2 separate regions of the Homo sapiens genome follow, and region 1 is linked to region 2. A link is an interaction called in ENCODE POLR2A ChIA-PET data of the cell type or tissue named here. Cell type or tissue: Panc1. All regions are shown on one strand. Each heading gives the region's core, and the rest is flanking DNA. Links, peaks and the distances in the headings are about the cores only.

What was found. ChIA-PET counts read pairs that join two places held together with the same protein. Peaks named below come from ENCODE experiments on the same cell type or tissue, not always from the same donor. Only the 100,000 strongest peaks of a DNase experiment are listed, where the experiment ranks them.
Region 1: POLR2A ChIA-PET joins it to region 2 with 11 read pairs; 1 of 35 experiments calls an interaction of 5 or more read pairs at or near these places.

The regions. Positions count from the first base shown.
Region 1 is chr1:233,104,437-233,110,280 of GRCh38, forward strand. All of the region lies in intron 21 of PCNX2 (pecanex 2), which reads right to left. Among named protein-coding and RNA genes, the nearest start is that of NTPCR, 160 kb to the left of the region's middle. In Panc1, for the core only: no CTCF peak of the experiment used is centred there; DNase peaks (open chromatin) are centred at 2,668, 2,955 and 3,263.
Region 2 is chr1:233,258,624-233,264,467 of GRCh38, forward strand. It overlaps PCNX2 (pecanex 2), which reads right to left. Exons shown (of 34, transcript NM_014801.4): 2 at 4,335-4,540; 3 at 3,422-3,542; 4 at 2,662-2,698; 5 at 1-721. Among named protein-coding and RNA genes, the nearest start is that of PCNX2, 34 kb to the right of the region's middle. RefSeq lists enhancers at 1-436, 2,784-2,903, 2,934-3,013. In Panc1, for the core only: no CTCF peak of the experiment used is centred there; a DNase peak (open chromatin) is centred at 2,708.

The sequences.
Region 1 (5,844 bases), core at 745-4,744, 150 kb before region 2:
AATGATGAAAGGAGAGTGTCACCAGGAAGATAAAATAATTGAAATGTATACACTTAGCCATGTAGTCTCAAAAATATCTGAAGTAAAAATAGGTAGAATTACAAGGAAAGATTAATAAATCTATAATCATAGGGGAAGCTTTTAAGATACCTAGCTCAGAAAATGATAGTTCAATTAGACAATAAATAAGCATATGAAATATTTGACCGACAGAATTAACAAGCTTCATCTAAGAGATATGTATATTAGAACCTTACACCAACCAAAAGAGAAAGAATATAATTTTCAAACATAGGTACATTTAAAACAATTGATGCCTTACTAAAGTACAAAAGTAGTCTGATCCATGCCAAAAATTAATATCATGCACAGTTTTACAATTAAATTAGAAGTCAATAATAAAAAGTTGGCAAAATAACAATTGTAATAATCACAATCCTTTGGATTTGCATGTAATAAAAACAATGGAAATAACAGTTAAGAATAAATTATAATGAAAATTAGAACATATTTTAAAATGAATGACAATGAAAAGCAGTAGTACCAACTAGAACTTTTAGAACCCAGGTAAAGCAATCTGTAGAGGAGAAGATATTGCCTTAAAATGTGCATCTTAGAAAAACTTCACAGTCCATATTGGCAGGCTATTTCCTAATGTAAAAATTCAACAAGGATATTATGAGAAAGAAAATATATTCTTATCTATGAATATAAATGAAAAAACTCTGAATGAACTATTTACAAAATGAATCTATAAATGTATAAAAACACATCATCATCAAATCTGGTCCACTTCATAATGATATAGTATTAGGAAAAGATGTTAATGTAATTCACAAAATTGAGAAAGTAAAAAAGAAAAACTGTATGTTGCTCAATTGGTGCAGAAAGGACGTTGAAAAATAAATTCAACACCCATTCATAAACATCCCTTACAAACTAGTAATAAAAGAGTTCTTTTTAAACCTCATAGAGGATACCAGAGCTATGTTGCAATAAACACTGTATTTAGCAATAGAATTTCAGGATTATTCAGACAAGAGGCATTAAACAAGATGAATCTGATTAACCTAAAACAGAAGAGTGAAAAGAAAATTACTAAGGGAGACTAAAATATAAGGAGAGAGAAAGGAACATGGGGTAATAGTTTATCACCTGTGAAGTACAGTTTGGGAGATTTTAACTAAAAAGAAAAACAGAAACAATGCAGGGATGATAGTATCCAGCAGGAGTAGGCTACTTAGGCAAGTAAATGTGGCGTTAATAAAGGAAACGCAACAAGCCCTGATTCTTTGATTAGCTGACCTTATGCAGCCAGACACATTCAGACCCTTAAGAGAACACACTAGACAGAAAATATTATTTTAAGGTCATATTTCATGACTGCTAATTAGTGTATCCATAAACACAAATGAAGTCGACATTGCACATTGAAATTGTATAATCTACCAAGATGTAGGAATGCACAAAACTCAAAGGTCTCCTCTGGACTCCTGAGAATTAGGATCTAAATGTAATCCTGGGTCTGTGTGTTTCTGCATGTGTTGGGGTCTGGAGCTTTAGCTTAAGGATGTATGGGGAGGTGGGCCATTGAGGAAGGAAGCAAGGGTGGACTTCAATAAAGAAGAAACAGGAGATAATGACAGTGACTGACGAGGGAGAGATGCTTTTGTTCTCTAAGTATCCTGCTCATTTCACCTTGGAGTGAAGTGGTAGAAACAACACAGTTTATGCACACACTCTGTCTTCCTTTACAGTTTCCTGCATCTTTAATTCCATGTTAGCCTTCCTCTAACTATTCCATATATGAAACAGCTTCTCCATCTTTGAGTTGTATTCTATTTAGCTCTCTCTTCCTTGTGGAGAAGAAGCAGCTTCCTGGATTCTGTTGGGGGCTTCCTCTCCTCCCTCTTTTTTTTTTTTTTTTTTTTTTTGAGATGGAATCTCGCTGTGTTGCCCAGTCTGGAATGCAGTGATGCAATCTTGGCTCGCTGCAACCTCTGCCTCCCACGTTCAAGCGATTCTCCTGCCTCAGCCTCTCGAGTAGCTGTGACTGCAGGCACGTGCCACCACACCTGGCTAACTTTTTGTGTTTTTAGTAGAGACGGGGTTTCACCGTGTTAGTCAGGACGGTCTCGATCTCCTTACCTCGTGATCCGCCCGCCTCAGCCTCCCAAAGTGCAGGGATTACAGGCTTCCTCCCTCTTAAAGGTCTTATAATCTTGTGTGTAGCGAATCCTGCCCTTGGGAAATGGGTATGACAGCCAAGTTCATTCACCTCCTATCAGGATGCATGCTGCTTGCTTTTACCCACATGGTATTTCAGCAAGATAAACAATGTTAATGTATGAACTATAAGGCAACTTTTTGTAATGCCCTCCTGTCCCTCTAATCTTCTGCATACCTCTCTGGATATCTAACTTACACATTGTCCTGAGATTTTTCTATTTGTAATAACATTTCATCAATCTAGTACATATAGGAATAAGATGGTTCAGGTAGTGATTTTTCCATATAACTGAAGCTTTCTCTTGTAAACACTGAAACTTTCCACATTTATGCTTTATGCTCTTTAAAACAAAATATAATAATACGAGTTAACTTAAAAAAAAAGTACAGAGTTACACAAAGTGTACAGTGAAAGTTTCTGTTATCTGCTTTACTCTGACCTAACTTCCAGTACCAATCACAGTTAATGACTATTTGAGGAGTTATCCTTCCTGCATTTTCTGCACTTGAACATGTATTATACACACACACACACACACACACACACAAAACCATGCACAGCCTTTTTATGTAACTTGAATTAACAAGGTTGGGTGCAGTTTGTAGTCCCAGCTACTCAGAAGACTGAGGAGGAATCACTTGAGCCCTGGAGATCCAGGCTGCAGTGAGCTGTGATCAAGCCACTCCATTCCAGCCTGGGTGACACAGTGAGATCCTGACTCGAAAAAACAAACAAACAAACAAACAAACAAAAAGAGCCCTGCTAACATTATTTATCCTGGGTAAGGCTATGTCTCAATCATGATCCACACTGGGACATTCCAGCTATGTGAAGCAATATAGTTTCAATTTTGAGTTGTATTTTTGACATTTGCCAACAAAAACCTCTAATATACCAAATTTATCCAAATTTCATGTAAAATTAAAATACTTCAGAAGGCTTCTGGTTTCTTCTCTGGGATATACAAAGCTGTAAAGCATGTTTCTTCCACACTTACAATGAAAAAAAAAAAACCCACAAACTTTAAATACATGACTTTTCTAAAAATCTCATTACAGAACTGAGTTGTAGAGCAGACAGCTCTCAGAGGCACGTAAACCAGAACAACTGCATGTTGAATAGGAGCTGAGTAAAATGAGGCTGAAACCTACTGGGCTGCATTCCCAGACACTTAAGGCATCCTAAGTCACAGGATGAGAGAGGAAGTTGGCACAAATTACAGGTCATAAAGACCTTGCTGATAAAACAGGTTGAGGTAAAGAAGCTGGCCAAAACCCACCAAAACCAAGATGGCGATGAGCGTGACCTCTGTAGTCCTCACTGCTACACTCCCACCAGCGCCGTGACAGTTTACAAATGCCATGGCAACGTCAGGAAGTTACCCTATATGGTCTAAAAAGGGGAGACATGAATATTCCACCCCTTGTTTAGCATATACTCAAGAAATAACCATAGAAATGGGCCACCAGCAGCCTTCTGGGCTGCGTTGTCTGTGGAGGATCCATTCTTTTATTCCTTCACTTCCTTAATAAACTTGCTTTCACTTTCTACTGCAGACTCACCCTAAATTCTTTCTTGTGCGAGATCCAAGAACCCTCTTTTGGGGTCTGGATTGGGAATCCTTTCCTGTACCACACCTAGTCCAAAATCTGAGGAGAGAAAGATACCTTCAGGGAGAAAAGAGACAATAAGCACTCACTCACCTGGGGCAGATGCAACCAAAGCTGGTGGGAAGATTTTGGCCAGTGGAATCGATGAGTTGGTGAACACAGCTATGTGTGGGCTGGTGGGACAGTGTAAAGCCTTAGGGAGCCATAGAAATTGCCGGCTCCTTCTCTCAGAATTCTACAGGGTGTTCACAGAAAAGACTGGTGAGCACCCTAAGAACATGTCTGATGTGGCGCAGACCTGAAGGGAGAAAAGGCAGACATGCACAGGAGCACACGGCTCAGCCGGGCCCTTCTGCCAACTCTCCAATGGAACAAAAATTGTAATCTGTGGAGGAAAGGTCAATAAATGCTGTTGTCTTTAGGGCACTGATGAAAACTCACTGCAGCTGGGAGGGAAGGGATTGTTTAAAAATGAGAAACTCTCCTTCTGAGGAAGGGGCAGGAACACCTGCTGGGCCCAGGATTACAGACAGGGGAGAGAGGAAAGCTCAGGATGCATCCCTGAGACCAAGGGGTTTCATTAGAAAATTAATCAGAATGTCCTCCGTGTCCCACCCCCTGCCACCAAGGTAACAAGTTGCAAGTAAAGAGTAAAACATATACCAATGGGAGAGGGACAGGAAAGGTATAAGAGCATGCAGCCACTCTGAGGTGCAGCCTGAAAGCTGGGGACCCAGCAGACTTCACTCTGGCAACCCCGCCTCACTCTCCAACCTGAACACAAGTTATCCCTCCAGGAATTCAGGGTCCATGATGCCCTGAGGATAACCACAGCAACAACAAAGCTCAACAGTGTCCCACTCGCCAACTAGGTTCATTCAACTCCTCCCCCCATATCAGAAGTCTAGCAAAGGAAATGTATGCACATTTTCAGGCATAAAAACTATTTACCTCAGTCTCTATGGGCCTCCACAGAACATCCAGCTGTCAACCAAAAATTATGAGGCACACAAAAGGGCAAGAAAAAAAATTCACTCCTAGAAGATAAAGCCGTAATCAAAGTAAGACTCAGAGATGACACATATAGTGGAACGATCTGACAGGGGATTTAAAAGAACTGTGATTAATATGTTAAGGGCTGTACTGGAAAACAACGCCGGATGAAAGATTGAATGGGTAATCTCCGCAGAGAGATGGAAACTATAAAATAAAAAGTCAAGTGGAAATGATAGAAGTGAAAAACACAGTCACAGATATAGAAGGCTTTCTTTCCACAGGTTCATCACACTGGACACAGTCGAGGAAATAATCAGTGAACATGAAGACAGGTCAGCAGCAATGGCCCACACTGACACACAAAAATACAACTGAGTTCAAAACTGCAAACATTACTGAGTATCCAAAACCTTCAGAGCAATACCAAATTGTCTAACATAGGCATGTTTTGAACCTCAGAAAGAGAAGAGGAAGAGGGCAGAACAAAAGAAATATTTGAATAAATAATAGCCAATAAATTTCCAAAATGACAGACACCAAACCACAGATTCAGAAGATCAGGCAGGGCGCAGTGGCTCACACCTGTAATCCCAGATCTTTGGGAGGCCCAGGCGGGCAAATCACCTGAGGTCTGGAGAAACACCATCTCTACTAAAAATATAAAAATTAGCCGGGCTGTGGTGGCACATGCCTGTAATCCCAACTACTCAGGAGACTGAGGTGGGAGAATCACTTGAACCCAGGAGGCAGAGGTTATAGTGAGCTGAGATGGTGCCACTGCACTCCAGCCTGGGTGACAGAGGGAGACCCTGTCTCAAAAAATAAAAAAAATTAAAAAAAGGAAGATCAGATAGTACCAAGGAGCATAAATATACAAATGAACAAATGAATAAATAAACAAACAACAAAAACCATATGCAACAACTGCTGGAAACAAAAGACATATATTCAAACTGCTGAAAACAAACGACAAAAAGAAATCTTGAAGGCAGCCAGAAAAAAGACATA
Region 2 (5,844 bases), core at 1,050-5,049:
GTGGGCTCAGCGTCAGACTTTACACTGGTCTTCTCTGTGCCAACCACCCTCAGGTGGAGGGAGCTTTCCAAATCTGTCATGGAGTTTGGGGTACTGCTCATCGTGATAACAATTTTTATGGGCTCATGTAGACTCAGTGGGTCTCCGGGTTGAGAAGTATCGATGAGAGTAACAGCTACCTCACTATCTGAGGAGTCCACTTCCTGGTGCAAGGGCAGGTCCCCCTGGCAGGAGGTATCTACCTGACAGGATGTGTCTGCTGGCTCCTCCACAGGCTTGGCCACGATGGTGTCACATTGAGGGCAGCTGCTGCTCAGGCTGTCCTGAGGTGACTTGCTTTGTACCCGTTCCCTTATGGAGCCCCGGGGACAACTGACAGGTTCTGGAATCAGGACTGAATTCTCACTCCCCCACGGCTGGAAAGAAACGTCTGTTTCTAGTAAGTCATACTGAGACAAAGACAGGTGGGGCAACTTCTTCAAGGGTCCCTTATCCACTAAGCCACCCTCGGATCTGTGGCGCAAAGGAGGCTGCCCCTTGCCTCCTCTTTCCTTTCCTTTACCATTGATGAGAGTTTCTGTGGCAACTGGTTTTACAGGTATTACTGACTTGGTCGTGGTTTCCAGCATGTGTGCTTGAGACGCAGGTAAGCTTTCCACTTTGATACCAGGTGAGGTAGATGACACTGGTGCTATGGGATGGTCTTCTAATAGAATGACACCTGAAATGACACATGGCAACTTTATTAGCATCAGAAATGAATGAGTAATGCCCAAGAGCAAGACCTAATGAATAATAACAAAACTAAAACAGCACCAGCAACTAATGGAATTAGATACTTTTTTAATTTTACTTTAAGTTCTGGGTTACATGTGCAGAACATGCAGGTTTGTTACACGGGTATACATGTACCATGGTGGTTTGGTGCACCTGTCAACCCGTCATCTAGGTTTTCAGCCCTGCATGCATTAGGTATTTGTCCTAATGCTATCTCTCCCCTTGCCCCCCACCTCTGACAGGCCCCAGTGTGTGATGTTCCCCTCCCTGTGTCCATGTGTTCTCATTATTCAACTCCCATTTATGAGTGAGTTTAGTTTTCTGTTCCTGTGTTAGTTTGCTGAGAATGATGGTTTCCAGCTTCATCCATGACCCTGCAAAGAACATGAACTCATTCTTATTTACGGCTGCATTGATACTTATTTTTTAAAATAACACTCCCACTGTGAAATTATTCTTGAAACACAACAATAAAAATAAAACAAATGAAAAGCAATACAGTATAACAACTATATATATAGCATTTACATTGTATTAGGTATTATAAATAATTTAGAGATAATTTAAAGTATACAGGAGGATGTGTGTAGGTTACAAGCAAATACTATGCTGTTTTATATAAGAGACGTGAGCAACATCCACAGATTTTGTTATCCACGGGGGTCCTGGAACCAAATCCCCTAAAATACTGTAGAACACCACCAACTAGGATGGTATCTTTTATAAGATTTGACTAAGGAAAAAACAGAATTCTTTGCTTTACTGCAGTGTTGCTAAGAAACACTGGATTTAGTAGCCAGGTATGGGTTTAAATGCTACCTGTACATTTTACATACTATGACTCAGAATGAAATAATGTATGTAAAACTTCTACTGCAATTCTTAGTACAAGTAAAAAATAGAAAATTATTGTTTTAATTGGAATGGTGAAATTAAAAGGCCAGACCAGATATTCAAAGTATGTAAGATTATTATAGCACACCTAATCTGGAAGAATATGTTTCATATGAAGAAAAAGGTATGTGCTTGTATATGTGTATATAAAACACATAAAGTAACGTTGTTATGAAGCTGTACGTGCAACTAAAATATTAGAAGTCTAACTCATGTGAATTTATTTCAGTAGCAATAATATAGAAAAAATATGGATAATCCTTTACATATTGTTATAATGGGATACAACTGAATGATGAAAAAAGAAACTTCATTTTAGGGGTTCAGGGCTATGGTGCTAATTTCAGCTATTTTCTAGAGCGAATTAAACTTTACATTATTTTCAAAATTGAAATAGTGCACAAAATTTGTCTTTGTAGTAGTGGAAAAGAAAATAGAATTGCAGAGAAAGGAAGGAATTAATTCAGGCCTCCAAAAGATCTTTTCTAAGCCTTCTGCAGGTAGTCAAAAGACAAAAAAAAAAAAGTTAGTAAAAATGTAAAACAAAAATTGTTTAAGTTAAAAGAAAGATCCCCCAAAACAAAATCTGTAACTTGAAAGAAAGGCAGATATGCAGAATGCTGTACAATTTATCCTGTCATTTTTTGATGTATATGCTATAATACAAATTTTTATATGGATGATAATTTATCATCAATAAAAAACTTATATGTCTGCTCTTTATAAGCCATATGAAATGAGGCATAGACTGGAGAAATGACAATGAATTATGATCAACAAAATATCACAATTTGAATTAAGACTTGATATACAAATACCGATGAGAAAAAATTAAAATTAAGAGTTAAAGAAACAAAGTCAAAATATAACTATGCAGTCTTAGGTATAGTTCTTATTTTCAATTAATCCACTGGCATTCTGTTTTATAAAAATATTTCTCACTTCACTGAGGATAGTGCTGTGATAAAATATAAATGATTAACAGTTTACCTTTGAGATCTTCTACAGTTTCCTGTGCTGACAACTCCTACACAAATGAAAGAAACAAAAATCAATAGATGACTCAGCTGACCGTCCATTTCCAGACAGTCGGCAATAACTGACAGCAGTCACTGATTTTCTAAATGGCATGTAGGGGAGAGACAATACAGTGTTCACTCTCCTTAAGCTTCTATAAAATGGGGCCCAGAATGGATACAAACATATGTAAATGTGGACATTCAACCGAGACAACTGTACTGTGACAAAGGGAGATTTGCTACTAAGAAAGTAAGCAAAGAAGGAAGAAGCCACTACTTACACTATAGTGAATGGAGCTCAACAAAGTTAATCTAGAAAAAAGGTGATTTATTGACTTCCCAAAAAGACAAGTGTGATTTAAAATGGAAAGCAGAGGTGATATCCATTTCAGGTGGAAGGCACTGCAGATATGATGACTTAAATGAATGACAACAGAAAGAAGCAAAGGCCTACATATTGGTTCTCTGCCCAGTGTGGTTGACCCAGCAGCGCAGGTGGACGGCAGGGAAGGCCAGAGAGTGTGCTTTGAACACACGACTGGGCATTTATTTTATGGTCCCAAGGGCACCCTTCAGGCCATTTCCAGACCCTGGGATGTGATATTCCACTGTACACGGGCCAGTGATTACAGCATGCAAGCTACAATCACTGCTGCTGAACACTCCCATTCTAGGTGAGATCAACATCGAAATCACATGAAGAGGGTGAAACAGGAAAGAAGACCACTAACCAATGGCCCAGAAGAGTGATGAGAGGTTATGCTTTGCCCTCTGGAGCTGCAGCGGAGGGGAGGCGTGGAGAGGTTTCGACTGGCCTCTTCCTTTTTGCCATTGTGAATCTGCCTATTATTGCTAACCCAACATGAGAAACACAAGAGCAGTGAGCGATATTATCAAACAGAAGCATGACTCTTTTAGTACTAGTCTAAAAACTTTTTTTCCTAGAGTCCATTTTGTTATATTCCTTACATATAAATCTTTTTTTGTTGTTGTTAAGAGACAGGGCTTCGCTCTGTCTGGGTAGACTGGAATGCAGTGGCACGATCATGGCTCACTGCAGCCTCAAGCTCCTGGACTCAAGTGATCCTCCCACCTCAACCTCCCAAAATGCAAGGTTTACAGGCATAAGCCACCATCTGCAGCAGATAAATCTTATAATAAACATTATTTTTAAATTAGAGGACATGCTATCTTAAGGAGCTATAAGAAATAATACAAGAATGGTGAAAAGAATGCTAACTCAAGAATTACTCTTAATATTTCAGTTCTATGTAATGTATTACTTTTATATCAACAAACACAAATGCTGTTCTTTAAAATACTCTGGCATGCTCTAAGCATTTAAATAACAACATTAAAAGCAGTGAAGGGAAATTTTTTGCAGTGCTAAGCCTAAGGCAAATGAATTCTAGATCTTATGAGAAGGTCATATTGACTTCCCAAAAAGACATTTATTGGGAAGCCAGTTAAACCATCTTGATTATGAATATCAATTTTATGCTTAAGTATATGCTGAAATATAAGAAAAATGCATATATTTCTGTCTGCCTATACTAGTAATTTCATAAACACTGATAAAAAACTTATTTTAATCAAGAGCAAAACATTTACATTTTGAAGTGTCACATTAATTGAAAATATTACCTTGGATTTCTGTGATTAGTTATGTGTTCACCTTTGGCCTCCTTGTCTTTATTTGGCTTTTCTTCCTTTCTGGAGGGCTTTTGCTGAATTACTTCTCCTTTGTCAAACATGAGGTGTAGGCGATAACTGACCAGTTTGATTATTGTGAAGAATATAGTCACTGCACTGCAGTAGAAAAATACAATGATCGCATTTGGAGGAAAAGCCTGAAGAAAGGAAAAGACAGAGAAAAATCATTTGCTTTTAAGATTTTCTTTCTGTTTTAAATCTGGAAGCATTTTTAGACTATCTATTGAATATAAATTAGGCAAGATTTCAAATTAGACTAATTTTTTAAGTTTTCCTGGTTAAAATACTTGAGGAGAAAGAGCTGCTTTTTATTTTTTGAAGTCTTTTTTGTTTCTCAGGTTCTGTAGTAGTTGCACTGATAACCAACATTTGATTTGCAGGCAGGAACCCCACAGAACAAAAGATATATTCGAGGAAACCTCTCCATTTTTTTTTTTTTTTTTTTTTGAGACAGTGTCTCACTGTATCACCCAGGCTTGAGTGCAGTGGCAAGATCTCGGCTCACTGCAACCTCCGCCTCCCGGGCTCAGACAATTATCCTGCCTCAGCCTCCCGAGGAGCTGGGATTACAGGCATTCACCACCATGCCCGGCTAATTTTTGTATTTTTAATAGAGACAGGATTTCATTATGTTGGCCAGGCTGGTCTCGAACTCCTGACCTCAGGTGATCCGCCCACTTCGACCTCTCAAAGTGCTGAGATTAAAGGTGTGAGCCACTGTACCCGGCCTCCATGTTTGATAAGCTCTTATCTATGGCCTAATCCAATGCATCTTCCTATGCAGCTCATCTTAAAGGCCAGAGATGTATTTTGTTTTCAACAACAAAACACAAAAAGCCTTGTGGAGAACAGAAGGAAAAAGAAGGGAGAAAGGTTAGGGTAACCACTCCCCCATTCCCCTCCCTAACCTCCCACTGCGATAACGCCTGCAGGCCATGGATTTCCCTAGGGTTGTATTGCACACAGGGAACCACAAAAGGGTACTACTTCCAAAAGGAAGAGGGATATTTCCAGCAGAGACAAATGATCTGAGCATGGCGACCATAGTGAGGTTCAGCTCAATTCTATGCAATCCCTTCAAGAAACAAAACGAAAAGAATCACTGGGACCCGTGGAGTTGTCCCACTCTGTAGCATCTCCCATATACCTTCCTAATTCTCTCCAGGACCATGGACTATCACACGTTCTCTGGTCCTTCCTAAACTACATTCCTATTCTTTGGGATGGAAAGAGATCCCCAAGTGTCCCAAGGTGATATCCAGGACAGCCTCAATGATTCGCAAGACCATTTTATCAATGGACTTCCCTAAAGAATATCAGAAATCCAGTGATCCGTGTAGCTGGTGCCTCAACCTAAACATAGCTAGGCTTGCAGACAGCAGGGCCCAGTCCATATCCATGCCTAAGCAGACCCTGTACAGCTTGCCGTGGTCCCATGCAA